Linked DNA regions of Homo sapiens: region 1 is linked to region 2. A link is a loop called in an ENCODE intact Hi-C map of the cell type or tissue named here. Cell type or tissue: MCF 10A. All regions are shown on one strand. Each heading gives the region's core, and the rest is flanking DNA. Links, peaks and the distances in the headings are about the cores only. Region 1 overlaps WARS2-AS1 (WARS2 antisense RNA 1). Region 2 has its middle 26 kb from the start of TBX15.

Evidence for each region. A loop is a pair of places that touch in the nucleus more often than their neighbours do. Peaks named below come from ENCODE experiments on the same cell type or tissue, not always from the same donor. Only the 100,000 strongest peaks of a DNase experiment are listed, where the experiment ranks them.
Region 1: it touches region 2 in a loop (3-fold over the local background); 6 of 110 quality-filtered maps call a loop at or near these places.

The regions. Positions count from the first base shown.
Region 1 is chr1:119,267,181-119,283,101 of GRCh38, forward strand. WARS2-AS1 (WARS2 antisense RNA 1) reads left to right here. Exons shown (of 7, transcript NR_125975.1): 7 at 8,008-8,793. Among named protein-coding and RNA genes, the nearest start is that of LINC01780, 53 kb to the right of the region's middle. In MCF 10A, for the core only: CTCF peaks have their summits at 8,422 (motif pointing right) and 9,589 (motif pointing left); a DNase peak (open chromatin) is centred at 8,431.
Region 2 is chr1:119,006,069-119,021,989 of GRCh38, forward strand. No RefSeq gene overlaps it. Among named protein-coding and RNA genes, the nearest start is that of TBX15, 26 kb to the left of the region's middle. RefSeq lists an enhancer at 11,020-11,189 and a cis regulatory region at 11,105. In MCF 10A, for the core only: no CTCF peak of the experiment used is centred there; no DNase peak of the experiment used is centred there.

The DNA of each region.
Region 1 (15,921 bases), core at 6,063-11,062, 260 kb after region 2:
AGGGGGAAAGTACCCAGTCTTTCATCATTAGTTATGATATTAACTATAGGTTTTTCAAAGATGCCCTTTATGAGGTTAAGGAAGTCTCAACCTGTAATCCTAGTTTGCTTAGAGTTTTCATGAATAGTTGTTGAATTTTGTCAAACCATCCTTCTGCATCTTGTGAGAGGATGGTATGGCTTTTCTCGTTTAGTTTGGCTGATATGGTAAATCCTATTGATTTACTTTCTTTTTGTTTTGTTTTGTTTTTGTTTTTGTTTTGAGACAGTGTCTTGCTCTGTTGCCCAGGCTGGAGTGCCGTGGCGTGATCTCAGCTCACTGAAACCTCTGTCTCCTGGGTTCAAGAGATTTGTGTCTCAGCCTCCTGAGTAGCTGCGACCACAGGCACATACCATCATGCCCAGCTACTTTTTGTGTTTTAGTAGAGACAGGGTTTCACCATTTTGTTCAGGCTGGTCTTGAACTCCTGACCTCAAGTGATCTGCCAGCCTTGGCCTCCCAAAGTGCTGGGATTACAGGTGTGAGCCAACATGCCCAGCCCTATAGATTTACTTTCAAAAGTTGAACAATATTGCATTTCAAGGAAAATTTCCACTTGGTCATGATAGATCATTATTTTAATATCTTACACAATTTGGTTTGCTAATATTTTGTTGGTGTTTTGTATCTATATTCATGAGGATATTTGTTTGTAGTTCTATTTTCTTATAATGTCTGATTTTGGTGTGAGGTTAATGCTGGCCTCAAAAAATGAGTTGAGGGCCAGGTGCAGTGGCTCATGCCTGTAATCCCAGCACTTTGGGAGGCTGAGGCGGGCGGACCACTTGTGGTCAGGAGTTCGAGACCAGCCTGGCCAACATAGTGAAACCCTGTCTCTACTAAAAATACAAAAATTAGCCCAGCATGGTGGTGCATGCCTGTAATCCCAGTTACTCGGGAGGGTGAGGCAGGAGAATCGCTTGAGCCTGGGAGACAAAGGTTGCAGTGAGCCTAGATCACATCACTGCACTCCAGCCTGGGCTACAGAGTGAGACTCTGCCACACACACACACACACACAAGAGTTGAGAAAGAGATAAAGATCAGTACAGAATCCACACATAGAGAATCCAGACATAGGTAATCCACCATAGGCAATTCAATGCTGAAAGGATAGTCTTTTCATCAAATAATACTGGAACAGTTGGACATTTATATGCAAAAAATGTATCTTGACCCATGCATTAAACTATATGCAAAAATTAACTGAAAATTGATTAGAGGCCTAAATGTAAAACTCAAGTGTAAAAATTCTGGAAGAAAATATAGGAGAAAATCTTTGTGACTCTGGGCTAGGTGAGATTTATTAGGTAGAATACAAAAGGCACATTCCATAAATGAAAAAAAATAGATAAATGAGACTTTATTAAAATTTAAAAGCCACCCATATTTAAATAACAGTTTTAGGAAAATGTCATTCAAATATAGACATAAGTTTGGGGAAAATATTTTTAAAACACATATCTGGAAAAGGACTGATACCCAGAATACATGAAGAACCCTCACAACTCAATAATAAGAAAACAACAATCCAATTTCTTTTTCTTTTTCTTTTGTTTTTCGAAAGGAGAAAACAACAATCCAATTTAAAAACTGGGCAAAGCATTTGAACAAATGCCTCATCAAAGACAATACACAGACAGCAAAAATGCACATGAAATGGTGTCCAGCAACACTAATGATAGAGAATTGCAGATTAAAACAAGACACCAGCTGTTAGAAAAGCTGCTGAGAAGAATGAAGAGCAACTGGAACTCTCATACATTGCTGATGGGAATGTGAATAGCACAGCCACTTTGAAAAACAGTTTGGCTGTTTTTTATAAAATTAAAATGCAATTACTATATGACTCAGCAATTCCACTCCTGGATATATGCCTGATAAGTGAAAATATATGTTCACACAAAGACACATCCACAGATGTTTATAGTGGCCTTATTCATATTACTACAAACTGGAAATATTTCAAGTGTCCGTCAAGTAGTAATTGTATTAACAAAATGTGGTGGTACATCCATACAATGGAATATTACTCACCAATAAAATAGAATCAAACTATTGGCAACAACATGAATAAATCTCAAATGCACTATAATAAATGGAAAAAAAACAGACTCAATAAGCTACATACTGCACAATTACATTTATAAGACATTCTGGAAAAGGCAAACATGGGGCAGAAAAAACTAAGTGGTTGTTTGTGGGCTGGGAATTTAGGAAAGAATTTGACAACAAAAGTGCATGAGGAAATTTTTGGGTTAAGATACATGTTCTTTATCTTGATGGTGGCGGTGGACACTGAACTGTGTATGTTTTTCAAAATTCATTGCATTTACAAAGGGTAGATTTTGCTGTACACAAACTGTTTCTCAACAAACCTGACTTTAAAACAAAGAAAAGAATGTCAAAGTAAAGTAGTTTTTTTCATTAGAATGAAGAAGACACAGATCTAACCTCACTTTTCCTATTTTTACCTCACCCTTTGATGGAAAACAGAAATGGTGAAATTGATATTTGTTGAATGGAAGAGAAAACATGGGGTTATATTAAGTGTAGAAAAGTAAGTATAAATTTCAAATAATGAATTAAGGATGCATTGTGATAACTGAATTATAGGCTGTGACAAGGAAAATGAACAAAGGATACATGAGAAGCATACAAAAACTTTCTCTTGTTGAGTATCAAGTGAAATTTACTTCCCAGATGAGGTTACCATGGATCACATTAAGAATTAAAATTCACAGAACTAGCCTTTTAAATTTTTTATTTGATTTTAAATCAACATCTTTTTGAAATTTTTTCTTTTGGCTACAGAACCTGAATCTAGATGTCATAAGAAGGCTACTTTTTAGGCAGTATACGCTAGTTCATTTATAATTGAATTAGAGTGCCACTTTCAAAAGCATATTTTATTAGTAAAAAAAAAAAAAATAAGCAAAAGGCTGAGGCAATTTTTAGGATATATAACTTATGAAGAGAGGTAATTCAAATATATTTTAACTTATAGATGATAATATTTGGAAAAAATAGAAATTCTTAAGTATGTAAACATTTTATATTTTGAAAACTATTTTAATTTAAAAAATTCTTGTCATTTAAGTTTTATAAAGTTGAAATCAAATGAATAATATAAGAAAATATAAGAAAATGTCACACAGGTACTATTTAAATAGTATATATATATGTCATACAGAATATTTTTAAGAGTATTGTTGGATTTAAATTTGGACCATGCCCTGCAATTTTCTCTAGTTTCTTCCTCAGTTTTATATAAATTCAAAATACTTAATCTACAAAAGTATATAATGTGAGATATTATAAACAGCTTTATGCCAAAAAATTTGAACTTTTAGATGAGTCAAATTTCTCAAACAACACAATTTACTAAAGCTGGGGAAAAATATAAGACATCTGAATAGTCTTATACCTAATAAAGAAGTGTAATCCATAATTCAAAGCCTTTCACTACATTCCACTTCCATTAATTTTGTAGTAGCTTGTATTAGATAAACCTTTCTGTAGAAAACAATTATTCTTGAGGGAAATAAAAAAATACTTGAAGGCACTGGATAGTGGCCAAAAGCAGACAGAAATTGGAGAGGAATTCATCCCTTCAATATAGCATTTTTTATGGAGATTTGCCTTGATATGCCTTTTGTCTGAAGGCACTCTGCAGTCTGTACAATATAGGGCTACAAGAATTCAAGAAGAGAACATTATTCTTAGCAGTTCAAGGAATCATTAAATGGAGTTAGGGTTAACAGAACAGAGAGTGAGGTGTCAGGAAGGCGGGAGCCTAAGAGAGAACCCCAAAATGTGCACATAAACTCTGCCCAAACATCTGGATGATCCCTAAACTATGTATGTATGAGGAAGACTCTGAGGAGCCCAGTGAAAAGCAACAGGTGAAAGTCTGAAAGAACTTACTAGAGATTTCAGCTACTTCCTCTCATATGGGAGGGAGTTTGGGGTTTGAGTCCACCCAAGTTAATTGCCTGAGAGAAAAAATAATCAACATTTTTCAGAGGGTGATAACAGTATCCAATCACTACAATGTTCCCTCCAAAATGTCTGGCATACTATAAAAGAGTATTACACACACACACAGTGACAAGAAAATACAATCAAAAGAAATAGCAGTCAATAGAAACATACTCTGACATGACCCAGATTCTGGGGTTAACAAAGACTTTAAAGCAGCTATATAAATGTTTTCAAAGATTTTTTTAAAAACATGATTATAATTAATGAAGAGATGTGGAATTTCAGCAAAGAAATAGAAGTTATTAAAAAGTGCCAAATAGAAATTCTGGAGCTGAAAAGATAAAAGGCATCTACCAAAAATCTACTATAAATATTATACTAAATGGTGAAATATAATTTTCCTCCCAAAATTAAAAATAAGACAAGAATCTCTGGTTTCATTACTTCTAATTAACATGATACTAGAGGTTAAAATTGTAATGGTACAATAAGGAAAAGAAAAGAAATAAAGCATATAAGGATTGGGAAGAAAGAAGTAAAATGTATTATTTACACAGAACACAATTTTGTACCTAGAAAATCCAAAGGAATTTATAGATAAACTTCCAAAGTTAATAAGTCAATTTAGTAAACTCACTGGATTCAAGGACAATTAATAAAAATCAAGTAAGGGTATAGTAGCAACGAACAAGTAGAAAATGAAATTTAAAGAAAATACAGTGGAATAAAAGAACATCAAATATCTAGGCATAAATATAATGAAAAATATGTATTACCTTACACAGAAAACTATAAAACAATATTAGAGAAATTAAAGAAGAGCTAAAATGGAGATCCATAGATTGGAAGACTCAATAGTGCAAAAATATTAAGTCTCCTCAAATTGATCTATACATTCAATGCAATCTCAATTAAAATTCCAACAGATGTTCTTTTTAAAAGTAGATAAATTTGTGTGGAATTACATATAGAAATGTACAATGATAGCAATAGGTAAGAGAATCTTTAAGAAGATTAGAGTTTGAACACTTATCCTATTATATACAATAATTATTATCAAATAATTAATACAATGCAAATAGAGGCACAAAAATAGACAAATAGACCAATGGAACACAATAGAAAGTCTAGAATCAGACCCACACGTATATGGACACCATTGGTCCATGCAGAGCAGTGGGAAAAAGACACTATTTTAATTAATGGTCAATTGGATATCCATATGAGAAAAAACAATCTTGACTCCTGTCCATACGTTATGTAAAGAACCAATTCCAGGGCCAGGCGCAGTGGCTCGCCCCTGTAATCCTAGCACTTTGGGAGGCCAAGGTGGGCAGATCACCTGAGCTCAGGAGTTCAAGACCAGCCTGGGCAAGATGGTGAAACCCCGTCTCTACTAAAAAATACAAAAAAAAACTAGCCAGGCATGGCAGTGTGCACCTGTATTCCCAGCTACTTGGGAGACTGAGGCAGGAGAACTGCTTGAACCCAGGAGGCAGAGGTTGCAGTGAGTCAAAATTGTGTCACTGCACTCCATGCACTCCAGCCTGGGCGACAGGGTGAGATTCCGTCTCTTAAAAAAAATAAAAGAAAAAGAAAAAAAATCATTTCCAGGTGATTTTAGATCAAAAAATGATATGTAAAATAGTAAAGTTTCTAAAAAATAACATAGAATGATATTTTGTATGCCTGGAGCAGGCAAGGATTTCTTAAATAAGAAATAACATTCCTAAAAAAAATTAAAATATTGGCATTTTCTGTTTATAAAAGACACCATTATGAGAAGGAAAAGAAAGTTATAGAATGGAAGAAAATGTATGTATAAAAATATTATATATAAAATGACATTTCATATAAATTTTTCACAATTTAAAAAGTCAGAAAACCTAGTAAAAATTGGATGCTATTTTCTTCACAAAACAGAATATCCACATTGCCAATAAGCATTTTTTTAAAGTGCTCAACCTCATTAGCTATCAGGAAAAAGCAAATTAAAATTACAGTGAAATATATGGTATATCAACAACGTGGCTAACATTTAAAAGACTGAAAATACCAGGTATTTGTGAAGCTATAGAGTAATGGAACACACATACGTTACTATTGGGAGTGTAAATTGGTGCAATCACCACGTTGAGAAACTGTTAGTATATACTGAAGTTGAACATATGCCCACCCTATGACCCACTAGTTCTATTCCTAGATATATGCCCAGAAGAAATGCATACAAGTGTTTACTAAAAGCCAAACATAAGAATGTCCATAACAGCATTATTTAAAATAGCCAAATTAAAAACAATTCAAATGTCCTCAGACAATAGAATGGAGAGATAAACTGTGATATATCCATGAAATGGCAAATTAATTAAAATGAAGACACTGCTGCCACGTACAACAACATGGATGATTATCACAAGTGTAAAGTTGAGCAAAAGAAGCTAGACATCAAATAATACACACTTTATAGAAAACTCAAAAGCAGGTGAAACTAATGTATGGTATTAGCAGTCAGCAGAGTGGGCATCTTTTGGAAGGAGAGTGGAGACAGTGGTTGGAAAGGTGCCCAAGAAGGGCTTCTCAGATGCTGACAGGGTTCTGTAGGTGAGTGATCTGGGTGGTGCTTGCATGGGTTATTTTGTGCTACATGCATATTTTCTGTATGTGTGTTTTGATTCTATAAAAGGTGTATTAAAAAAGGTTATGGAGACAGAAAGGACATAGATGAAAGAACAGGAGGCAAGGCAAATCATCTGAATTTATACATTCTTTGGCATCAATTGTAAAATGCTACAGAAATTTAGAGAAGGGAGAAATCACTGAACTATATTGGTCAGAAAGTGTTTTCTTGAACTTGGTAAAATTGATTTGGGTGTGGAATAATGGCAGGATTTGGACAGGATGAGAGGGTAAGATGGGGACACAGGGACAGTCTTGGAGAGGGTGGGGCCAAGCATATTCCACTCACTGTGATTGACAAAGAGGGGACTTGGTTGGAGGAAAGATTCCCTTTGGAGAGTGAAAAACAGTCCTCATCATATTGCTTGAGCTTTATATGGCACATTATAGTTTACAAACCTTTCTTGTGCTCTCTGTTATTTGATTATAACAATAACTCCATTTATTGCTGATACAGACTCAAGTTTAGGAAGATTAAAGTCATTTGCTTAGAGCTACTTGACAGCTGGGGCTATTTTCCTGGTCTAAGGAACTGCTGAACTGGATCCAATCCTAGTTCCATCCAATCTTAGATCCTAATAGTCATAAAATTCTGAAAGAATGTGTCAGGAGATGATATATCAGGAAATGTAGAGAGTGACCTGTTGGCACAGAAATGTCTTGTAAATACATTTGTCAATTCAATATTTTCTTCCACTGAGTAAAGAAAGGTCTGTTTTCCACGTTAGAACACATATTGAGGTATCCCTAAATCTTAAACAACTTTTCATGATAAACAGCCCTAATGAAATTCCTGGGAAGCTTCTAAGATAGGAGGATTTTTCATTCAGCTTCCTGTGTCCCATTCTTGGGCTTGCAGGCAACCGTAGCCAAGAGCTATGGTCTCTCTTGAGATGGTAGAAAGCTGCCTTGTCACATTAGGCTGCAAAAGTCGTCCTGTTTCCTCCTTTCTCTAAAAGAAGAATGAAGTTCACCTCTGGTGGCTTTATCTTTCCAGGAAAAGGAAACTCAGGTCTAAAGCCATCCATTTACAGATGAGGACACAATTATAAACTGGGACACTTGATGGCTTTCAGCTCACAGCTCTTGTGGCTTAGGTCTCTGGGTGCCAGGTTCCAGACCTGGACCTGCCACAGAAGTATCGGCTGATCTTGGAAAAATCATGAAACCTGTTTGTTTCTAATATCTCCTTGGGATACATTTGGTAAACAGTGCTTTGGCTGAAAAGAGTGGATGCTGGCATGAGGAAAATGGAGATCTTAACAAATGTGTAGAATGTTAATTCTTCCATGTCTTTCTCTTCCTTTAGGTGTTTTTCAGCCCTAGCTATACATTGGAATCAACTGGCAAACTTTGAAAAAATCACAAAGCCTATGCCACAACCCAGAGGTTCTGAGGTGCAGCCAGAGTATAGAACCTGTAATCTAGGTAATGGCTCTCACTGGAAAACAGCTGTGGCACTGGTATAGGAGCAATGAGGGGCTCACGCAGAACTCCCTGTGTGGGCTCACCTGGCCTTCCAAAGGCCCAGCCTGACCACTTGGGACCAAAGTGACCCTTACTATTAAAGGCTTCTAACATTCACAGAAAGAAAGTACGTCAAGGGTGTGTGAAATCATGACAGAAGCTCCTCCTCCTAGGAACTATCACAGGAAATTACCCTTTATACCTAAGAATAAAGACCGAATAGAGAGAAGCCAGCTCTATCCACAACCAACAGATGGCGCTATTGTCCAATGCCCTGCCATTTAGGTCTCTGCCAACCACTTACTCCTTAATACTTGGTAATTTGCTGCATTTGTGCATGATTTTGAAATGTTCTAGAAACATTTTTGACTCCACATATCTGAGAAGTGCAAAAGTAGCAATAATATTAAAAGTGTTACTTAAAAAAGGAGCATAATTATGACAAAATGAAAGTAGAACCATTTTTAAAATCAGAAGGCAGTGAGAAAATAAAATGTAAGTTTGTACATGCATGTGGAATTAATTTTTAGACAGTAGGAACAATTCCAAAGGGCAGAGTTGATCATGAATCCTGAGAAAAGTGTTGTGCCTCTGCAACTGACAATAAAGAGCAAGAGATACGGAAATGAATGAAATGGAAAAGTTTATAGTGTGCGGCTAGATAATTACAATGCCTGATATGTGCTTTATCTTCACCATAAACTATGCAAGTGCTCTCCTTTCTTTCATCATCACCCAGCCAGCCAAAATCAACCACTGTCAATTAGACTGTTTTTAACTTTGGAGAAGGCTGGGGGTTGTTCTAGAATTTGGAACTAAGCATGGTAAAAGCTCTGCTACTTAACTTCTGGAGTAAGTCAGGGACTAGTTCTGTAATCTGAAAGACAATCTATACTCTCAAATCTACGCTACTTCAAGGTGGCAAGGCAGCCCAGTCTGACACTAACCATAACTTCTAAGGAGGTCTATTCTCTACCACACCTGCAGAAATGGCTGGGGAGAAGGGTTAAATTAATGAACTTAAAACATCTTTGGCAAGTGACGCTATTTCTTGGAGAAAAAAAAAGAAAAATAAGACATTTAACTGGTCCATGTTAGGAAAAGATGCTTGGTAGAATGTATCAGCAGGAATAAGAGTATGTCTGATTTAAAGCTCTGAAAGTTTGACATTCTGTTATTTACTGAAAGTACACTGGGAAACTGCAAGCTCAGCCTCTCTAAGACACTTTGAATTTATAGTGTATCAGTCAGGATCCAATTAGAGAAGTAGAATGAATAGGACATAAATATTAAGAGATTTATTACAAAGAATTGGCTTATGTGATTGTGGGGGATGGCTAGGCAAGTCTGAAGTCTGTAGGGCAGGCACTCAGGAGGGCAGACTGGAACTGTCAGGCACAGGTGGAAGCTGCCATCTGCAGGTGGAATTTCTTCCTCTTCAGGGAAGCCTCAGCTCTGCTATTAAGGCCTTTCAGCTGATTAAATTGGGCTCACCTGGATTATCTAGGATACGCTCCCTTTGTTAAAGTCTACTAATTATAGTCTTAAATTACATTTAAAAATTCCATTCACAATAACACCTAGATTTGTATTTGATTCTGTAACCAGAGACTGTAGTCTATCCAAGTTGACACAACAAAAAGACAATCACAGGCTAGATGCGGTGGCTCATACCTGTAATCCTACAGTTTGGGAAGCAGAGGCAGGAGGATGGCTTGAGGCCAGGCATTCAAGACCAGCCTGGGCAACAAAATGAGACCCCATTTCTACAAAAAATTAAAAAAAAAAAAACTTAGCTGAGTATGGTGGCATGTGCCTGTAGTTGCAGCTACTTGGGAAGCTGAGGCAGTAGGATTGCTTGAGCCCTGGAGTTCAAGGCTGCCGTGAGCTGTGATCACTGCACTCCAGCTGCCTAGGTAACAGAGTAAGACACTCTTTCTAAAAAAAAAAAAAAAAGAAGAAAATTAAGACCATCATAAATAGTGTTTGGAAATAAGACTGTTTCTGAGTAGAAGCGCTTCTAGATTAAAAAAAAAAAAAAAATCCCGTATGCCCTAGGAACTGGATTCTTTATATAGAAACCACAGATGTCATGGTCTGGGGGATCTGGTGATATTCTTATGTACATAAACCCATTCATTTATTTAGTTATTCAACAAATTTCATTGCATACTTACTATTTGCTAGTCTCTGTAGTAAGTGCTGACACTATAGGAACATGATCCTTACCCTCGAAGGCCCACAGACTAGTAGGAGAGACAGAGACACTCTGAGTTCCAATACCTTGTGACAAATGGTAGTTCAGTTGAGCCTCTAAACCTAGTTGTGAAATTAAGGAAGAGGCACTTAAACAGAATCTAGACTTAAGCCCAGGGGGATGCAGCATTTAGAGATGGAGAGAAGGGGTGGAAGAAGAGTCATCATAGTGATAATCCCAGCCCCAGACCATGCTGACCCCCACAGAGCTGGTGCTCAAGTGGTCAAACATATTGTAAAGGGCCAACTCAGGGAAGACTCTCCTAGGTCACTCCTACTTTATGTGTTTTTCAGCCTTCCTGTTAATGGTATGTCCACAGCACCTTCAGCCTAGCCTCTAGGTCTTCATGGAGGTGCTGCTTCAGCCAGAGGTGAGTTTGCTGCCAAAACTGAGAACCTGCACCTGCTCCAGGTGCTCAGAGCAATGGCTTTCTCTTCCCATCTCAGCTTGGCCAGTTCATCTGCTTCCCTTCAGAACATCTACCCCCTTTACCCATGTTTTTCCTCCCTTGATGTTTTTCCTCCCTTGACTTCCTTTCAAGTAATCAGGCATGTGCACTGGTCATCTGCACTATTCGTTAGCCTAGGAATCTATTCTTTTTCAAAATGGATTAAGCAATGTCTTCCCTACCTCCATCTCAGGACAGTGAGGGTAAATGAAGCCCACTGTGAAGCTCCTTAGAACTGGTACTGCCACACAAAAGTAAAGTACAGGTTGGGTATTGCCATCATCTGTCTGTCTCTATATCTATCCATCCATCCATGCTGTCTAATCACTCCTAAGCTGTGTGTCACAGAAGGATAGAAAACATTGTTGAATCTATAATACCTAGTACAGTTTCTACAGCTTCTGCACAAAGCAATTGTTCATTAATTTTCTAGTGAAGACAATGATAATGAGACCATCTGAGGGTTTGGGAGACAGATCATTGCAAACAGCTACACCACTGATACTAGAATTCCTAGAATGTCCCATCTCCTACCTCTGGCTAATTGCTTCTTTGAGACTCAGTTTAACACACCATCTTTGCTAAGAAAGCCTTCTGTCCTCAGTACCTTAGTACCAGTACTCATGTCTGAGTTGAGTACCTTCTCCTGCTACCATAGAATCCTCTGCACACTTTGGTCATTTCTCTTACTGTGGTGGACTTTGTCTCTTGACATGAAGGGAAGGTCTATGAAATGAGGGATTATGTTCTAATAATATTTATCAGCATGGCTCAATTCCTGGCACAATGCAAGAATGCCATAAATAATAAATTAGTAGTATGATGTGTATTCCCTTGATTTTTGTCTGAATATTAGCCTCATGCCATATAGACTGTTGTGTAGAGGAAATATTACTTAGATAGGTGCTTAAAGATTTCTTTTGTGGCCTTGTCAAATGGGTAGAAAAAATGAAGTCAGGAGGTCTGGGTTGAGTTTTTGACCCTACATTTTCTTAGAGAAGATATGATTCCAAGCATTGTGCTTCTTTGAAGCTTCTCTTGAGCAGATGTTGTGGGTTTTACTCAGACTGTGTCCCTCACAGGGGCTGGAGACCTAGGAGGTTAGCTTCAAACAGCGACAGCAAAATGCACCAACACCCAAGGAACTTCTAAAGGGTTACTGGTGGAATAATATTATCCTTCCATTTGTGTTAGTTTGTTTTTTAAACCTCAGAGTGTTCATATGTGTCCACAATATTGTGGACTCTTTAAAAGGAGTCAGAATGTCAGAATTTGTTTTTGTATGTCTCGTTTCTAGCACAGAGTAAGCACTCGGTAAATATTTACTGATTTATATTAATATATCTGTCGAGCATGTACCTTCAAGTTTGGGACAAGGTTCTGATTTTATTGCCCCTAGTTATTGATCCATTTCTCTACTAGACCATTTCTTTTTGCTCTGAGGTGCCCGGCAACGTGATAACACAGCACACATATGGAATAGCCTGGCCAGGTTACCTCTTTAGACAGTGAGTCAGAAAGACAAAGGCAAAGGAATTGTGAGTCATGCATTCCAGGGAGGACATACACAGCAACGTAACTCATTTTTAATAACGGGCTCAGAATTATGAATTAAAGCATTAACTAACACCCTGTGGTGTCCTGGAATGTGACCACCAAAAAGTCATTGCCATAGGGGCAGGTCTGGGTTGGTTCAGCAACTTTCAAATGCCAGCTGGACTACAGGAAGAGTTTGTTGCATTAAGTAATTTATGGGGTGCTACGAAGTTCCTTAAGCTATTATTAAAAACATGCAAACTCCTCCTTGGTTAGACCTCTAGTAAGTCAGACTTCTAACTAAGCAGAACTGATAGGCCTGTCTTTTGATGTTTAACGAGTTCTGCAGCAGATGTGAGATGTGATGGACAGGGCTGTGGTGGTGATTTACTGGTCATGAAACAGAATGATGAGAGCCCTCTCCTGAAAAAAGAAAATGTAGCCAAAGGACAGGTTCCCCCCGGCCCCCCACAACCCCTGGCCTTCCTCTCCCACCAATCCCTTCCCCTTCTTTCTTTCTGCATGTGTTTTTGATTTCCTTACCCCCCTGCCTCTCAAGACTGGGATCATTTCCATTCAGGCACACACAGAACACTGCAAGCTAATTAGCCTTGGATACAGCCACAGGAAGTCAGGCTGCCAAATCCTCTTTCCCCCACAATTCCTCAACTTTCTGAGCCTGCCTCAGGCCCATGGCCTTGCACTAGGCCTCTCTGTATAAGTTGCCAGTTCTAATTTTGCAATTTCCCTTCACCTTATCGAATATGCCCCAAGCCTGCCAGTGGATGGAGAGGGAAAGGCTTTGGAGTCAGTCTTGTCCTCTGGACTTTTTCCACTAGCCCCTTCTCTGCTTTCTCCCTACAATTAGGGAGACTTGTTTGGATACAGTTTCAGTGTTGACTTGTTAATCTGACCTTTGTTAATGCTTTTTAAAGGAGAGCATTGCCCATAATGCAAGAAGCTTGGGAGAGTTCCCCACTAGGCTCTTCCATCCCACTCACATCCCCAACTCCCAGGGGCCCTGTACCTCTGACTTTTCATAAAGGTTAAACTATTTTCCCACAAACTGTAGATGTCAGCCCTTCCCTAACTGATTTAGCTTGAGAGCCCTTCACACTTACTGGAATAGGGTGTGAAAGGAAGACGAGGAGAAGAGAGAGGGCTGAGAGGTGGAGAGTTGATAGCCTGGGCTCTGGGACCCATACAGGGGAGGCATGGCGTGTGGGCTCCTCATAAGGGGCACCACTCTATGGAAGCCCTGAATTGGAGGCAGTCAATGGTAGTTCTCAGGTCACATCTAAGCCACAAAATAGAAAATTGGTTGCCAACATTTAAAAATCAGAAGATTTCACATAAAAATCCAAATTGCTTGCTTCCTAGAAGAAAATTAGATCTGGCAACACTGAATCAACGTTCAGGCTTCCATGATACAATTGGCTGAAGCTGAGTAGCTCCTCCATCCTAGAAGTGGAGCATAAACTCTCCAGGTCACTAAAGTCCCCACTCCCCACTATTGTCTTACTTGATATTACCTACCTGGCTCATGAAAACATTTGAATTTGCCGCTTGTGCTCTAAATAGAGAAAGGGAAATTTAATATTGAATCATAAGATACTTGGCAGGCTAGAAAGTATGACTTTTCCTCTTTTCTATATCATTCAATCACATCAATGTACATACCATGTTAAAGTAATTGCCTGTTGAGTTCTTGGGCTTCCTTCCCTATTAGATTGTGAGCTTGCTGAAGGCAGGGGCCTTGGCTGTCTTGTTCATCATTATACCCCCAATGCTTTGCATAGTGCTTAGGCATTCAACACGTTTTTTGACAGAGTTTGTTGATTTGCTTTCTCATTCATCAAACTTTGTTGAATATTTCATGCATTGTGCTAGGTATCATGAAACATGTTCATGATATGTGACATGTTCCTCAGTGAGTTCAGAGAGCAGAAAATAAGATGTGCATAAAAGGCACAGAATTCAAGAAGTACCAAAAAATGTGCTTTTGTAAAGCAAGTTCTATGGGTGAGCTTCTTAGAGAAGGATGCATTTGAGTAGGCTTTATAGGATGGGTAGGATTTGGCATGGTATTCACTTACTTTTTTTTAACCACATACTTTATCTCACCTGTGCATTACAGGGCCCATTTTTTATCTCCAATTTTTATCTCTCTCAGTCTGCCAGTGACTGAATTATATTAATTTCTAATAGTTGTTAAATGGCTTTGTTGCTGTGTGGTGGAGGCCAGATACTATGGAAAGCCATGAGCTCCAGCCCACATTGTGGTAAGCCTAGCAGAATAGAAATAGATGCATAATAAATACTTCCCATGATAATGGGGAGGATTATCAAAAGTCTTGATAATGATGATAATGAAATAGCTTGGGCAGAAGGCGAAAACATTAAATGTACCAAATGTGAAATGCAAAGCAGTAAAATCATCCTGTTTTCATGAGCTTCAATGAAAGAGATGTGCACTGTCACCTAAGCACTCCATGGGGTGCTTTTCTGGACCTATTGCCACCTACAGTGGCACCTAACACCTAAGCTATGTTAGGTAGCAGAGTTCACCCAATCCTTGTGAATCAAAGAAGTCCTCTTGCGCTCTCAGTTCAGTACTTGGAATTCCCTTTTCTAAAAGCCTGTTCACTGTAACCATCATTTGCCATTCAGATGGGAATAATCTCACGTCACCTTTGTTCATTGGGCCTTGCTCCAGAGAGGCAGGAAAACTATGGTCAGGAGTGTTACAGGGAGGGGAAGGTACTTAACCAGGAATATTTCAAAGAAAATAAATCTATGCCTAACATGTTTTCTTTTACACAAACTACATAGCACTTGAATTATGTTACCATTGATAGAGTGTCATTAAATATATGCTTAAACTATGATCAAATCATGATGGGTGTCATTAGTAAAATACCACTAAAGGGCAAGTATTTGAAAGTTCAGTATTATTAGTTCAGTAGAAATTAGTATACACAGTTCATGGCAAAATGCTCATTCCAGGAGCCCTATAGAAAGATATCTGCAATAGTCATTATCAATACAATCTTAGACCTCTTAAAAAATCTGAAATTATAAATTATATACATATAATAATGGTATAGATATGCTAACTATAAAATGAAAACCTCAGCTCCAAAGAGGCTTGAGTTTTCACATTAGATATTTAGTCATCTAAATTCTGGATAGGAAACACTTAACATCTATATTGTGACTCAACCCTCCCATACCCATTACAGACATTGCTAATTGATCACAGAGCTTTTTCCTATGGTACTAAGAGTTGTCCCTCAAAGACTTTTCAGATTATATTGGCTTCATATGCTTTAAATTTGCATTGTATGGTTAATTTGAACGTGATGATACTTTCAATATATTCCTGCTGGCAAGCTGGGTTTTTTAATAATTTTAATTTGCTAAGATCTTCAGATCTGAAATTTTGGAAAGGGCTCCACTTGTTGAATAACATGCTTGAATACTTCTATGTTTACAGTAGATGGGAGAGAATCTCA
Region 2 (15,921 bases), core at 7,043-12,042:
AGGAAGGCAAAATAACCTAAGTAATAGAAAATCCAGCCATAGACTGCAGTGGAAATTAATGGCACGAGAAGCCTTGGGGGCAAAGGTAAGGGGTCGCAGTTGAATGCCACCCGAACTCATCCAGATGCCGCTGCGTTCAAGCTCTCCCAGCACCCGCGGCCGAAGTAAATAACAATTCTCTTAATGCTAAGGCAGCAAGGAGAGGGCACTGCGAACTGCAGACTTTTCTTCTAAGGATGAAGAGGACATTATAAAACTGCACACTACCTCCCTAATGGCCCATTCGTCCTAGCTCTGTCTAGTGAAGTAGAGAGCAGAAAAAAACATCTAGCTCTATCAAGTTGAAAACATTTTCACATTCACCTTAAACTGGTGAAGCAAACGGGTTTTCCCTTTACTAACATCGCTCTTGTTTTTCCATTTAGTCTTTGGGAACGTAGCCTCAATCTTAACCGCGTATGATCGTTTCCACTGCACCTGTGCGGGAGAGACAGGCGCATATCCCCGTGGCGTCGGATCTCTAAATTATCTAATCTGGCGGCTGCGTACGACTCAGGGAAAGCCCTGGCCGCGAGCTTTTTCACCAGGCTTGAGCTCAGCAGCCGGGCCCGCAGTGTTGCCGCCAGTGGGGAGGCAGGGAGGCTGTCGGCGCGCCGGAGCCAGGCGGGAAAGGGACTACAGCCGCCCGCCGTTGTAGCGCAGGAAGCGGGCGGTGCCAACACACACCTCGCAGCTCTGCACGTTCTTCGTGTCTTGGAGGAGAGTAGAGCCTCCGTGTGAAGCTCCGTCCGCACCTGACGAAGAGGAGGGCGTCTTGCGCCACTCCAGCGACTCTGCGATGTTAAGACGCAGACCCGCTGCTGCGCCTGCCTTTGTCGGGGCGGGCGGGCAGCCGCCGCTCGGAGCAAGGTGGGGCTGCGGGGAGGGAGAGCCGCGGGGCAGATCCCTGGCCAAGGTCCTCTAGAAAGCCCGCTCTGCGCCCAAACGCGCCGCTCGGTCCGTGGGCCACTTCGGACCTGACGCTGCCGGTGAATTCACGCGCTCCGGGACGCGCGGGGACCTTTGACGAGGTTTTTGAACTGGGGATCGTCCCCTGTAACCTGGCCGCGTTACCTCCCCAGGTGAGCCGGACTCGCGGGTGGGTTCGGCAGCCGGCGATGTGGCAAAAAGGCAACCTCGCCTTATTTCTAGGGGCTTGGAGATGAAGAGCGGCTGAGTGTCCCCGTCTACCCCAACCCGGGTATTACCCTCTTTTCCGTCTTCTAGAAGGGGAAAACCATGCTGTTTTGAATTCAACATATTTAGATTCTGAAAATCGACGGCCCTTCCCTTCTTTCCTAGGAAGGCCTGCCCCGTAGGCACAACCTTCGGAGAAACGGGCGGCGCGTGAGTTCCCTGGAGCCGCCTCCTGGGCATCCAGGCTCCTGTCGCACGGCTGGTGCGGCGCCCACTGGGCGTGGGGACTGGGCCCAAGGCTCCCGGGACCGGGTCGTGGTTAACGCCGAGGCCAAGCCCTTCGAAGAACTCTGAGTTCTCTGCCTGACGTTTTGTCCCTCAGGAAGTGTCCCTTCCCGACTTTTGAGGGTGTCTTGTTCTTTGACGGGGTGGCCCTGTGGGGGAGGAAGGAGAAGTGTTCCTCCACTGCTGTTCTGTGGAGCGGGACCTGGCTTTGTTCGGCCTCCCTGCTCTCGGGAGCCTGTACTCCGGCTCGCACGCCTGACTGCTGGCCCTGGCCGCTGCTCGGGCCCCGCGCAGGCACACGGGACAAGGCGAAGCCCCGACGCCCAGAGGGCGCTTGGGCCCAGCACACCCGCGCACAGCCCAGGAAACGGGAAAGGCCACTGTCTGCTTCCCTTTCGCAGATTCTATCCGCTGGCACGCGAAGGTCACACGGGCTCTCAATGCTAATTTGGAATGGGAAGCACCACGAAGGGTTGAGGTAGCCTGGTGGCCCTGACTGCGCAGGGTGCGGACAGTGAGCCCGTATCCAGCTTCGCTGCCACGCGCCTAGCAGCCCGGCGGCCCCGGCCCGGCCCAAGGAGGAGGCAGGCCGCCTGGGTCGGCTTCCGTGGCCTGGGGGTAAGCTCTGATTCACCCCAAGGTGAGGTCCCCGGGGATGCCCAGATTCGGGCCGGGAAACGCACCGGGAGAGAACCACCAAGCGCTCTTGGTTATGAACCAGAGCTTATAACTGTGGCCGCAGCTAGACCTAGGGGAGGCCTGAGCGCCGAAGCCTCCGTTTCCTCGACCGGAATTCGTGAGCTATTAAACATGGGCCCTAGCGGGGCCCACGCCCTGTCTTCCTTTGCTGACAAGGCTCCGCGGGGTAGTGGGCGGGAGACAAGGGTCTCAGAACAGAGGGGCTGGCCCGGCGCGGCGGGCCAGGAACTCCCGGGCGTGTGTGTGCAGTGGTGCGGGGTGGGGGTGGAGGTGAGGTCTCCTTTAGTTCCTGGGATCTGGGAATCCCGGCTTCTCGATCTCATCCGGCGCGGAGATCTTAAGGGTCGGTGGACCAGTTAGTGTGTACGGCCTCACCCCTCCGCCTCCAGCTTTCGAGGCTCTCCGCTTCAGAGCTCCAAAGGAAAACTTCTGCGACTTCAAGAACGTCCTGCGCATTCACATGGGGTCGCTTCCTGGCTGGTTGAGGAGAGTGAAAGTTCTAGTGCCTAAGCCTCCTTTTCTCTTGCCCATTTTTCTCACTCCTCAACCACAGATAAAGAAACACTACATCGTTGAAAAAAAGTAGTGAATTATCTACCAGTGAGGTAGAGGAAATTAACAGTCCCAAGACTGCCCCCAGGTGATGGTTTTCAGGAATAACATTTCTGGGCAATCTCAGGTCGCTTATTTCTCTTCGGAGCTAATTTCATCTGTGATAGAAAAGTTATTGAATCCAAAGGCTATGTTAATCCCCCCAAAAGGAAAAAATGGCCCCAGAAACCTCCTGCCCACAGACACTGAGAATTTGTTCAATTTGTCTTTCTAGCCTTACATTTGATAACTGCACTTCCAAAAATCAAACGCTCTCCTCCCCAAAAGGCAGACATGCTCCCACCCATCCCCTTTTCTTCTTCTTTTCCTTCTTTCTAGTTTCCTCTTTCTGAAACAATAGCGCGGGCTGCTGGAGTCAGTCTGATGATATAATCCTTAAGGCATTCACGGGCAGACCAAGGGCCAAGCTATCAAAGGGTTCAGCTTTTTCTTCTTTTTAAAAGCTGTTTACTATTCAGGAAATTTGGTAATTATTATTTTTTTCTTCTCCATGTAGTGGTATTACCCTCTTCCTTTTGATATTGGATCCTTTATGGGCCCCTAGCTTCATGCTCTAGAGAAAGGAGAAAGATGAAGGGACTGAATTCTGCAGCAGAATGCAATTTTCCTTAATGTCATCACTGCTGCTGAAGACCAGCTGAGGGCTTCCAAAAGAACGGGAACCCCCAGAGCAGTCAGAGAGTCCTCATGTTTCCAGGGGCAGAAGAGAGTGCTAATACCGTTTATTCTTTTACACCACAAACTTGTTTTTGTTTTTGTTTTTTTTGCATGTCACTCCACCAAAATACTTTCAGTGCTTTTGTACTAGGATTGAAAATGCGCACCAGAAGGGGAAAGAGAAGATTAAAATCATATTTTAAAAAAGTATTTGTTTAGAATGCCACGCTGAATTTGGTGTGGGAGGGTTACTAATCAATACTAATATCCTTGGAATATTACATGTTTATCATGGTTTTTCTTGAGTTCAGTATAGTGCCTTGCTTATAACAGGCAGCATGCAACAAATAATTGTTGGTTGAATGTTTGAGAAATGTAAAGCAAAGGAGCACAAACAGGATTGGTAATTTAACTCCATTTAGTTAAAAAATGACAAGTTTCTTGCACTAATGTGTGTCCTACAAAGCAAGACCATTTCTGCTAAATCGTGAGGCACTATGTTTAATCAGTTTAAATTTTGTCTCCCCCACTGAACTGTAACATGAGATCAGAGACTCAATGTTAATACTTTCATTATATACAACATCTTGCATATTGCTGGGTACATTGATTAATCATCTTAGAGTATGGTGAAGGGGAAGATTCAGCTTAAGATGGAACATGTTAAGTGGAAGTTAATGTGCAGGTATCCCCTTGGATAGTGCCAAGTATCCCTGTAGATGGGTAATAGTGGTCCAGGGGTAGGAAAATTTTTGTTCAGACTCCTCCTTTGATTGGGTCATATCTCTTCCTGCCCACATTCTCTCCAGAACTACCACTTTTCCCTCCTGATCTTACCTTATTAGGATATGAATGCACAGAAAAGGGGATGAGTTGAGCTGCACTGTCATAAGCTGTGATGACTGGTTAGCAGTCAGTTCGTGTGGATACTAATGAGATCATCACAGAGGTTCTATCCACTGGGGCACTAGTTTGGCCTTATTCCAAGCACATCCATGACATCCTTTCCTATAAATGTATTCTGCTTGGCCAGAGAGAATCAGGAAAGAGACAACCTTAATATATCTTCACAGAAGGTTATATTTTTTGGAAAAGGAATGCCAATCAATTGGATTTTCCCATAGGAGCCAAGGCATCATGTAGGCTTATGTGCCTGTGCCAGACTGTGTAATAAGACATAGAATATGTTTTCAAGGAGCATTCTATTTTCTCCTCTTTTGTGTTTTTCGTTGAAAATTTCCCCATCACAAACATAGGCACTGGAGATCAAGTTATGGCTTTCCAACTAGAATGACTTCTGCGTTCTTGAATTGCCATCTAAGTAGCACCTTGCACCTAGGATGTAAAGCATAATATGGAATGCTGGCCTTCTTAGTAATGACTATTTCACCTTTTGATTATTTACTACATTTCTGCTTTAGCATGTTAAAAACCCCCTATAGCTGAATTGAATGTTGACTAAATTAGAAGGCACACAATGCTGGGTTTGATCCAAAATCCACAAAATCAGAAGTATTTTCTATCTCAGCCATACACGCTACCTATAATGGTGAATAGCAACTGTAACTAGGCAGGGCTCTTCCTTTTGATCAGGTAAGAAATTTTAAAGAATTAAAGGATTGAAATTGTGTAGAGAGTAATGGGGCTGATGTATCTTTTAAAACCCCGGAATTTATAACAAATGAGAGTTGTTCCTCTAAGAAATTACCCTGGGATTCTATAGCTTATAAAAATGATTGCTCAAAACATTTCTGGAATGCCTCTTTTGGAAATGACTTGAGGGATTCTGCATCATCACTTACTTCAATGCTCTTTTCTTCTTGCTGGCTAATGTGGGTGCGCTCTGGGAAATCAAAGCTGCTCATGCTGAGGAATTAACTCTAAAAGCTGGGAGTATCCAGAGCAGAATAGTATCTTTGCCTAGAAAAATGGTGTCATTTTAGTGGTATTACTGAGATGGAACACACAGCAAGCAAAATGGTGGCCTAAAGCAACTGTGGGCCAGTGGTTGCAGACCTTGGGAACAAAGCTGCCAAAGGAAATCACAGCAGATTCCTAGAGGGATTGTGTCTACCTGGGCAGCCCCAGATATTCCGGGTTTCCTTACTTGAGAGAGAGCTTGTTCTAGGACAGCAGCCCTATCTGGAAGTTTCTGAGATATTCTAAGGAAGTTTTCAAGAAGAATTAGACTAGCTGTAAGTCCCTTCCTTACTCATCTTCCCTCTCAAATACAACAACAACAAAAAAAAACAAAAATGAATGTGTTTGACTAGAATTCAGACTAGTAGGGCTAAACAGTGGAATTATGAAAGTTTACTGATGACATAAATGATGAAAGAGCATTTGTAGTTTAAGAAATTACAGCCACATGGCCAACCACAGGTTTCTGAATGCCCCCAACATAATCTTCCAAAGTGCTGACCACGGAAAAACTCCGCACTCACGACTCAGCTCAGGCCTGCTACCTAGCTGGTGCTGGAATTGTGGGGAATCTTGTGCTCCAGCCTACACAAAATACTGGCAGCTGGAGGTAGAGAAATTGTCCTCTTTGCTCCTTATTGATACTTCTAGGTTGTTATCCCTTTCTTCTCCCTAATTTCCCTGCTGCCCCAGGTTTTGGAAATGATGCTATCAGTCTACAGACTCCCAAGACCACTCTCCCTCATTTCTTGAAGATTTTATTCCTGGATCATTATCATTGTCTCTAGTGCTTCTCCCAGCATAGTTTTTGTGGTTTCATGTTGAAGTAAATGATCTTATAATACCGTAGACTCTTGACCTTCTGTCTTCCAGAGATTATGTTTTCCACTCTATATCAACAGTCATTCCTTGGGCCATATCTCGATCTTTGTCATTACCAAGAGTTGAACCCCCATAATCTTAATTTCAAGCTCTGACCAACATTGCCTCTCTTTCCAGTTCACTCCCTCAATTTGTTGACACCACCAGGACCTTCAATCAACTGATTTTTATCATCGTTCAACATCTCCACACTCCTCACATCCTCACTTCCCGCCTTGCCCTGGGTGAATGCCATGACCCTTACTCACACCCTGGCATCTGGCACATGTACTCAGGTCGTTTACCTCTTTGTCCGTTGTTTCAATCACCTGGCGAAGCCCAGCTCTAGGTTAAATCCAATTCTATCTACATTCTGTCTCCACCTACACCCACACAATGGAATGTGGTTGGAACAAAACAATCAACTGAGCTGACTGCTCTCATTGTAAATTCATGTTCCTTAGCATCAAGAGAGCCCTTAAATGCTGCCTGGCAGTTCTACTACATTTCCCTCTTCCCTAGATGACTATTTCACACCTCCTACTCCTCTCTCCTTAAACTTCCAACACATCCTCCCTCATCCCAGTCCTCTGCTGAGGACCTTGATTCCTATTTCACTGATAAAATTGAAGCAACAAGAGAACTTCTTCATGCTTTTTTTTTTTTTTTAACCACATGTAAAAATCCATCTGCTTCTGTGTCTATATATTCCTTCTCTCTTCTCTGGTCTCCCATCCAAATCCTGTCTACATGTGAACAGGTTGGATCCCATTCCTTCATACTTACTCAAGGACATTGCTCCAGTAATTGTCCTTTCTAACTTCTCAATCATCAAAGTCACCCTCTCTACTGGATCACTCCCATCCAAATATGCAATTATTTTTCTCATTCTAAAAAGTAACTGCTATGGTTTGGATGTGGTTTCTCCCCTCCTAAACTCATGTTGAAATTTAATTGCCAATGTAATGGTGTTGGGAGTTGGGGCCTTTAAGACGTGATTAAGTATTTAAGGCAGATTAATGTCTTTCTTGAAAGACAAGAGTGTTTTTTTTTTCTTTTCTTTTTTTTGGAATGGATTAGTTTTTGCAGGAATGGATTAGCTCCTGAGAGAGAAGAGTGGGTTGTTATAAAGTGAGGTGACCTCTACTGCTTTGTCCTTTTTTCCGCAAGCCCATTTCCTCTTCCATTTCTCCACCATGTTTTGACATGACATGAATGAGACCCTCACCAAAAGCTGCCAAATGCAGCTACCCCATCATGAACTTCCCAGCTTCTAGAACTATGAGCTACATAAACCTATTTTATTTATTAATTACCCTGTCTTGGGTATTCTGTTATAGCAACAAAAAATGGACTAAGACAGTAACAAAACCCTCTTTTGATTCCAAATCACTGTCATACTATTGCATTTTTCTGCTTCCTTTTTCAGCAATAGTCCTTGAAAGGGTTGTCAAGAACATTGTCTCCAATTTTTCTCTTTCCATTCCTTTTTAAATATATTCAGGTAGACTTTTGACCCCACTATCCACCCAAACTGCTTTAATCAAGGTCAACAGTGACCCACACATTGCTAAATCCAGTGATCCTTTTTCAGTCCTCACTGTACTTGACATAGACTAGTCTTTTTCCTGAAGATAGCTTTTCTACTTGGCTTTCAGGGCAATCAAAACTCTACCCTGCTTTTCCTTTTGTCATCTTGTGCTTCTTTTCTCAGGCTCTTTGCTGCATAGTTTCTCATTTCTCTCTACCTCTAAACAGGATCAGTCTTTGCACATCCTCTTTTCCCTGTCCATGCTCACTCATTTAGAGATTTCATCAAGACTCCTGACTGTAAATGCTATCTATATATTAATGACTTTGAAATTCATTAATTAATTAGCCTGGACCTCTCTCTGACTTCTACTTTTATTTATTTTTTATTTATCTTATTATATTTTAAGACAGGCTCTCACTCTTGCCCGGGCTGGAGTGCAGAGGCACAATCATGGCTCACTGCAGCCTCAACCTCCCAGGCTCAATTGATCCTCCCACCTAGGCCGCCTGAGTAGCTAGACCTACAGGCATGTGCCACCATGCCTGGCTACTTTATTTTTTTATTTTATTTTTTGTGGAGATGGGGGTCTCACTATGTTGCTCAGGCTGGTCTCAAACTCCAGGGTTCAAGAAACTTTCCTTCCTTGGCTTCACAAAGCGCTGGCATTACAGATGTGAGCCACCATGCCTGGCCAACTTCTACTTTCAGGTAGACAAGTGATCAATTAACATCTCCAAATGCCCAAAACCAAACTCCTAACCCTTCCATATCTGTTGCTCCTACAGTCTTTCCCATCTCAGTAAATGGAAAGTCTATTCTTTTAACTTCTCATGTCAAAAAGCTTTAAATTATCATTGACTTCTTTTTTTCTCTCAAATATCACAACCAATCTATCAGCAAATATTGTCAGCTCTACCTTAAAAGGTATCCCAAATCTTACCATGCCTTACCACTTCTATCTCCATTATTCTACTCCAAGCCTTCCCTTTTGCATGGTCAATCAAAATAGCCACCTAATTGGTCTTCCCACATCCATCTCTGACCCCTGTAGTCTATTTCTTAACATAATAGCCAACATGAACCTTTTATAACTTAAACCTACAATGGCTCCCCAGTCCTACTTCCCTAGAGTAAAAGCCAAAATCCTTACCATGGCCTGTAAAGCCTTGACCCCCATCAACATTCTGACCTCATCTACCACTTTCCCTCTCATTTACCTGACTCTAGCCACATTGGTCTCCTTGCTGCTCTTTAAACAAGTCAAGCATCCTTCTGCTTCAAGACCTTTGCATTTGATGTTCCCTCTGCCTGGACTGGTTTTCCCTCACGTATCACATTGCTTTCTTTCTCACTTCATTCAGTCTTCTGCTTAAATGAAACCATCCTTTGAAACTCTATTAAAACAAGCACCCTGTATTAGTTTGCTAGGGCTGCCATAACGAAATACCACAGACTAGTGGCTTAAACAGAAATTTATTTTCTCACAGTCGTGGAGGCTAGAATGCTGAGATTAAGGTCTGGCAGGTTTCACTTCTTCTGAGGCCGCTTTTCTTGGCTTTGTGGATGGCCACCCTCTTGCCATGTCCTCACATGGTCTTTTCTCCTGGTGTTCGCCTGTGTGTCCTAATCCCCTCTGCTTATAAATCAAATTGGGTTAGGATATGCCCTAATGGCCTCATTTTAACTTAATCATCTCTTTAAGGGGCCCATCTTCCAAAAGAGTCACATTCTGACATCCTGGGGACTAGGATCTCAACATGTAAATTTGGGGAAAACACAATTCAGTTCATAATGCTCCTTCTCCATTTTCTTTCTATTTCTACATAGCACTCATCACCTGGCAACCTGCCTTTCCTTGCTGGTTTATGGTCTGTATCTCTCCACTACAATGTCAATTCAAAGAGGGCAGGGATTTTTGTCTTTTTTGTTCACTGCTGTACACCCAGTGACTAGAACATTGCATGGCATATAATAAGCACTGAATAAATATTTGTAAAATGATCTAATGGATTTACATACTTACCTGTTCCGTGAAGCCATGTGAATTTGCAACCTCTAACCTCTCTCTTATCAGGGTTGTTTTCCATCAGTAAGCATTAATTTAGCATTTGCTCTGTGCTCAGCGTTGTGATTCATATTGGAGTAATTTGCAAAAACAAAAACACACATAAAAGCCCTCAATCTTTTTGCAACAATTTGTATTCCAAGACACTTACAAATAGGAACACATAAGAGTTTTTAAAAAGGATAGTAATTTATGGTACAAATTTCAACTGCAAAAAAACATATAAGTTGGTAACAAAGTACTCAGGGAAAACTTGTCTTTAAAATGGGGACAGTAATTCTTTTTTTTTTTTTTTTTTTTTTTTTTTTTTTGAGACGGAGTTTCGCTCTGTCGCCCAGGCTGGAGTGCAGTGGCGCGATCTCGACTCACTGCAAGCTCCGCCTCCCGGGTTCACGCCATTCTCCTGCCTCAGCCTCCCGTGTAGCTGGGACTACAGGCGCGCGCCACCACGCCCGGCTAATTTTTGTATTTTTAGTAGAGACGGGGTTTCACCGTGTTAGCCAGGATGGTCTCGATCTCCTGACCTCGTGATCCGCCCGTCTCGGCCTCCCAAAGTGCTGGGATTACAGGCGTGAGCCACCGCGCCCGGCCAGTAATTCTTATGTATTATAGGGGTTTGTGAAGATGAAATATCGTTATAGTTTACCAAACACTACTTCATATTAGGAAAATATTTGTAAGTTATAAGAAGAAAGACAGAGAGACCTGTGGGAGCCATATAAGCCCTCCTGTGGAAGGTTCCTGAGGCTCAAGAAGGAGTTAACTTGTCTGACAATGTCCAGGGGCCTGTTGGGCCCGGCCAGTCAATAAAAGCAGATCACAGATGTAATTCTTGTAACATGAGTCCTTGCTGGGTGCAACAGTGGGGCATGCTGAAGCCTTACAGAGGAGCCCCTCTCTAGCCTGCCCACACAGTTCAATTTGCTCTTAATAAAAATGCAATAAAAACCTAATTTGCCTCCAGACTGTTGAATACTTTTGATTCCAAATTATTTGGAATAGAAATCCTGACTCACAGTAATTTTGGAAAGAAGATGGATGAAGAATTCTTAAAAGAAAAAAGAAGGGAGAAAAAGAGATAAAGTGGCTGTATCTTACCAAACTGACAGTAAAGACACTGCAAGATTTAAAAAAATGTATGGGCCAAAGCTAAAATAATTTTTAGCAGCTATGCAGAAAGACTTTTGTGTTTCTAACAGCAGGTGGGGAAATTCAACCCTTTTTTTAAAGAGTCACATAATTTGGGGGAAGTAGGGCAATGCTAACTGCCATGTCTTCATTATGCCAAAGAAACTATTATAGATTCACTGAAGTCCCAAGTTTGGCTAGATTTTGAATTTGCTAATTCTTCTTCATCATGTTAGCACTGTCCAAAGTATTTGGCTCCTATGCCAAAGACATTAGATTAGTTTGCTGTGTATAGTAATAATAATATTTTATTTAGGTTTTAGATTATCTTCAGATTTCAATTATCTCGGTTGTCTCTTGTTAGTAAGAATAATGGCAAACTGTCTTTAATCTCAAATCATAATTATTTTCTTTTATGAGTTGCATCCATTGTCTCCCTTATCTTCTCTACCTTTATTATCTATCTAATCTGAAGTGTGCACAGGTTTTATACAAAACACATTAGGTACAAGAGTCTTTATTCTCACACAGTCTACTTGCCAGCCCACAACGAATACCACATTGGTCTGGTCTGGTCTAGACTAGTGTTCTGAACACTGAAGATTATAATAAGAGGTGGTGACAGCAAAGGTGGTAGTTTCCTTCTACGATATTGATGTCAGACATTTTCAGAAATAATTTGAACATTCCTAACTCATGCTTATTGGAATTTTATGACTTTCTCACTCATAAATCTAATCCATGCTCAACTGTTTTTATTTCTAGGCCATATAACCCTTTACAGGGTAATAAGTACTGTAATTTTACTACCCACTGTGAAAAATAACACCCCATTCTTGGTTTCAGTAAATCCTCATCGATTCTAAGATTCTAATATTGGTGAACTAATCTCTGTTCACCCTATCTACCAATGTAACTTAAATTATTTCCCCTTTTAGGATTTGCATAGACCCAGATGGCCTAAAATTTTAGGCTGTTTATAAATAATCACATATAAAAACTAAAACAATCTAGGCTAAATTGTTGTGAATTAATCTGAAGAAAAAGGGAAGCAGGAAATAGCAGAAAGTCAAGACAATAATTTTGTTTTCATAACATTATTTCTCTGTACTTCTCTCTCCAATGTAAACTCCTTCAGGATAGAAGGTGGTTTTTATTCATTTTTAGCTCTGCCCTCAACCACCTCCTGCTCCTGACCCACTTCACCCCAGCACAGTGATTCTCAAACATCTGTACATCTAGATCACCTGAAGGGTTTATTAAAATTGATTACAGAGCCCTATTCCTGGAGCTTCTCATTCAGTAGGTGTGGGGTGGAGTCTGCGGATATGCGTATCTGATGAGTTCCCAGGAGACTCTGATGCTGCTTGTCTGAGAACCATACCTGGAGAACTACTCGCTGCCTCAGCATATGGAAGGCTTTCACAAAATGTTGGTTGCATTGAATTGAAGCAACCTACTTGAAGGCAAGACATTAGACAAAGAGTCTAGTAAGATCAGTATATTAGTTGGGGTAGTACCTAAAGTACTGGAACCCAGAGATCCCAAGACAAAATAGCTTAAATATGATAAAAGTGATTTATCACACAACAGTCCAGAGGTAGGTGAGTAGTCCAGGGTAGAAAGGTAGCTGTGCGTGCTGAGTCCGGAAACCCAGGCTGAGGGGTTGACTCTGTCCATCTTTCCTTTGTGGTTTCCAGCAATGGGTCAAACATGCTGTTTCAGGATGTGTGGGCAAAGAGGAACACTTTGCTTTAAAAAAGAAGTGACTTTGAAATTGCACAAATCACTTTTGCTCATATCCCATTGGCTAGAACGAATTTACAGGCCCATACCTTGCTGTAGGGGTAGGGTGGGAAATTTAGTCTCTACCTTGGGCTATGTGCTCTGCTAAAATTCAGAGTGAGGGTTCCATTACTAAAAAATGATATGGACAGGACACAGTGAAATACTGGATAGAAGAGGATGATCTCCATGCAAAGGCCCCAGCCTCAAGCCTGGATCCTGGGGCCCTAAATGAGAATAGGCATTCCTGTTTTTATGCCCCAAAAGTTGCCTTTTGGCCCGCCATGCCTCCTGTCCTGCACCCATATAAGCCATGAATCCCAGGCTCCAGGGACAGACCAGCAAGCCAGCAGACCAGATGATGGATGGTGGAACAACGTGGCAGAGAAAAAGAGAAGAGGAGGAACATCTGAATGCCAAGAGAAGTTTGGCTGGGGGCAGTCAGAAAGGAGTCCAGCTGCTGGGTGGCCCAACTCCAGAGGAAGATCACCTTCCCATTCCATCCCCTTCTTCCAGCTCCCCATCCATCTCACTGCCACCTCCACCACTCAATAAAATCTTGCATTTATCCTCAAGCTTGCGTGTGACCTGATTCTTCCAGGACACTGGGCAAGAGCTCGGGATAAAGAAGGCTGTCACACTGGCCCTCTGCCTTTGCAAAAAGGCAGAGGGTCCACTGAGCTGATTAACACTCAAGCTGTCTGCAATGGCAAAGCTGAAAGAACTTTGTAGCACTGGGGTTGCAGGTACCCACCTCTAGATACTACTGTGGGGCCAGACCCAAAAGCGCTCTCCCTGGGCCCTGCACATGCCCATCTGTATGCTCCCCCTCTGGCTAGGGATTTGAGCAGTGAGGTGACCGAACAGGTGAGCCACAACCCTGTCACACATCCTGCGAGAGGTATCAGGGAACTCTCCCACTTCAAAAGGAGGAAAAAGAGACTGGATACTGGCGGATAGTTGGCAGTTTCTGTCACAAAAACTTTATGGCAAATATACGTGTACAGTGACAAAAATCTGAGCAATAGATACAATTAGGGTTCTCTATGTATTTGTACATATTTTGGGGGGGAATAAAGTGAGATAGGGAAGCAATTACGCTTAATACAGATGTTGTTAATTTGGTATTAATATGGATCTAAAAGCAAGACCCTTTCATTTATATCAACATGTCAATACGCCAGTGTATCAAAGGAGCATGAGAATGTCCTGTACTCACTAGAGGAGCATGGAGGAACACATGGTTTGGTGAATATGAAGTTGTAGGTGTGAGAAATGCATGGAAGTCCAGAATGGAAGCCTTGATAGTAGCTGGGGCAGAAAGAACAATGGGACTGACAGTGGGTAAGAGTGAGACACATGGTGGTAGTTGTTGCAGAATAGTGGGAGGAGAGGAAGAGCACAAGAGACACTCAGTTACAATATAAGCGTGTAGTGTTAGACATCAAGGGAGACCATGGAAGAGAGTAATGTAACCTACATGGGAGGCAGGGAAAAGCTTGACAGGAACATTTTACACGTTACAAACAGCAACAACAGCATGGGCGGGAGTTCTGAAGCACCAAGCTAGAAGAGTGCCAAAGTTGAAAAGGGCTCAGGAAGGGGTTTGTTTCTTTAGCAAAAAGCAGAAAAAGCAATAGATAAGAGAAATGACAGCAGTAGCTGAATTGGACATCAACCGCGATACAGGGAAGGGGGAAGAGATGAATTCAGGATGCCCCAGAGGCAAAAGCAAATGACCATTATGCATAAATGTGGGTGCACACTAATCACCAGGGAATTCTTTGTCTTTGTGCTGAGTTAGAGGAGCTTTAAAGATGACTAGAAAACAGCAAGTAGAAGGGGGAGGAGCCAAGATGGCCGAATAGGAACAGCTCTGGTCTACAGCTCCCAGCGTGAGCGACGCAGAAGACGGGTGATTTCTGCATTTCCATCTGAGGTACCGGGTTCATCTCACTAGGGAGTGCCAGACAGTGGGCACAGGTCAGTGGGTGCGCGCCCCATGCGCAAGCCGAAGCAGGGCGAGGCATTGCCTCATTCAGGAAGCGCAAGGGGTCATGGAGTTCCCTTTCTTAGTCAAAGAAAGTGGTGACAGACGGCACCTGGAAAATCGGGTCACTCCCACCCGAATACTGCGATTTTCCAACGGGCTTAAAAAACGGCACACCAGGAGATTATATCCCACACGTGGCCCACCAGTCAGTCTCACTGATTGCTAGCACAGGGGTCTGAGATCAAACTGCAAGGCAGCAGCCAGGCTGGGGGAGGGGCGCCCACCATTGCCCAGGCTTGCTTAGGTAAACAAAGCAGCCTGGAAGCTCAAACTGGGTGGAGCCCACCACAGCTCAAAGGAAGCCTGCCTTCCTCTGTAGGCTCCACCTCTGGGGGCAGGGCACAGACAAACAAAAAGACAGCAGTAACCTCTGCAGACTTAAATGTCCCCATCTGACAGCTTTGAAGAGAGCAGTGGTTCTCCCAGCACGCAGCTGGAGATCTGAGAACAGGCAGACTGCCTCCTCAAGTGGGTCCCTGACCCCTGACCCCTGAGTAGCCTAACTGGGAGGCATCCCCCAGCAGGGGCACACTGACACCTCACACGGCCGGGTACTCCAAAAGACCTGCAGCTGAAGGTCCTGTCTGTTAGAAGGAAAACTAAAAAATGGAAAGGACATCCACACCAAAACCCCATCTGTACATCACCATCATCAAAGACCAAAAGTAGATAAAACCACAAAGATGGGGAAAAAACAGAGCAGAAAAACTGGAAACTCTAAAAAGCAGAGCGCCTCTCCTCCTCCAAAGGAACGCAGTTCCTCACCAGCAACGGAACAAAGCTGGACGGAGAATGACTTTGACGAGCTGAGAGAAGAAGGCTTCAGACGATCAAATTACTCCGAGCTATGGGAGGACATTCAAACCAAAGGCAAAGAAGTTGAAAATTTTGACAAAATTTTAGAAGAATGTATAACTAGAATAACCAATACAGAGAAGTGCTTAAAGGAGCTGATGGACCTGAAAACCAAGGCTTGAGAACTACGTGAAGAATGCAGAAGCCTCAGGAGCCGATGAGATCAACTGGAAGAAAGGGTATCAGCGATGGAAGATGAAATGAATGAAATGAAGTGAGAAGGGAAGTTTAGAGAAAAAAGAATAGAAAGAAACGAGCAAAGCCTCCAAGAAATATGGGACTATGTGAAAA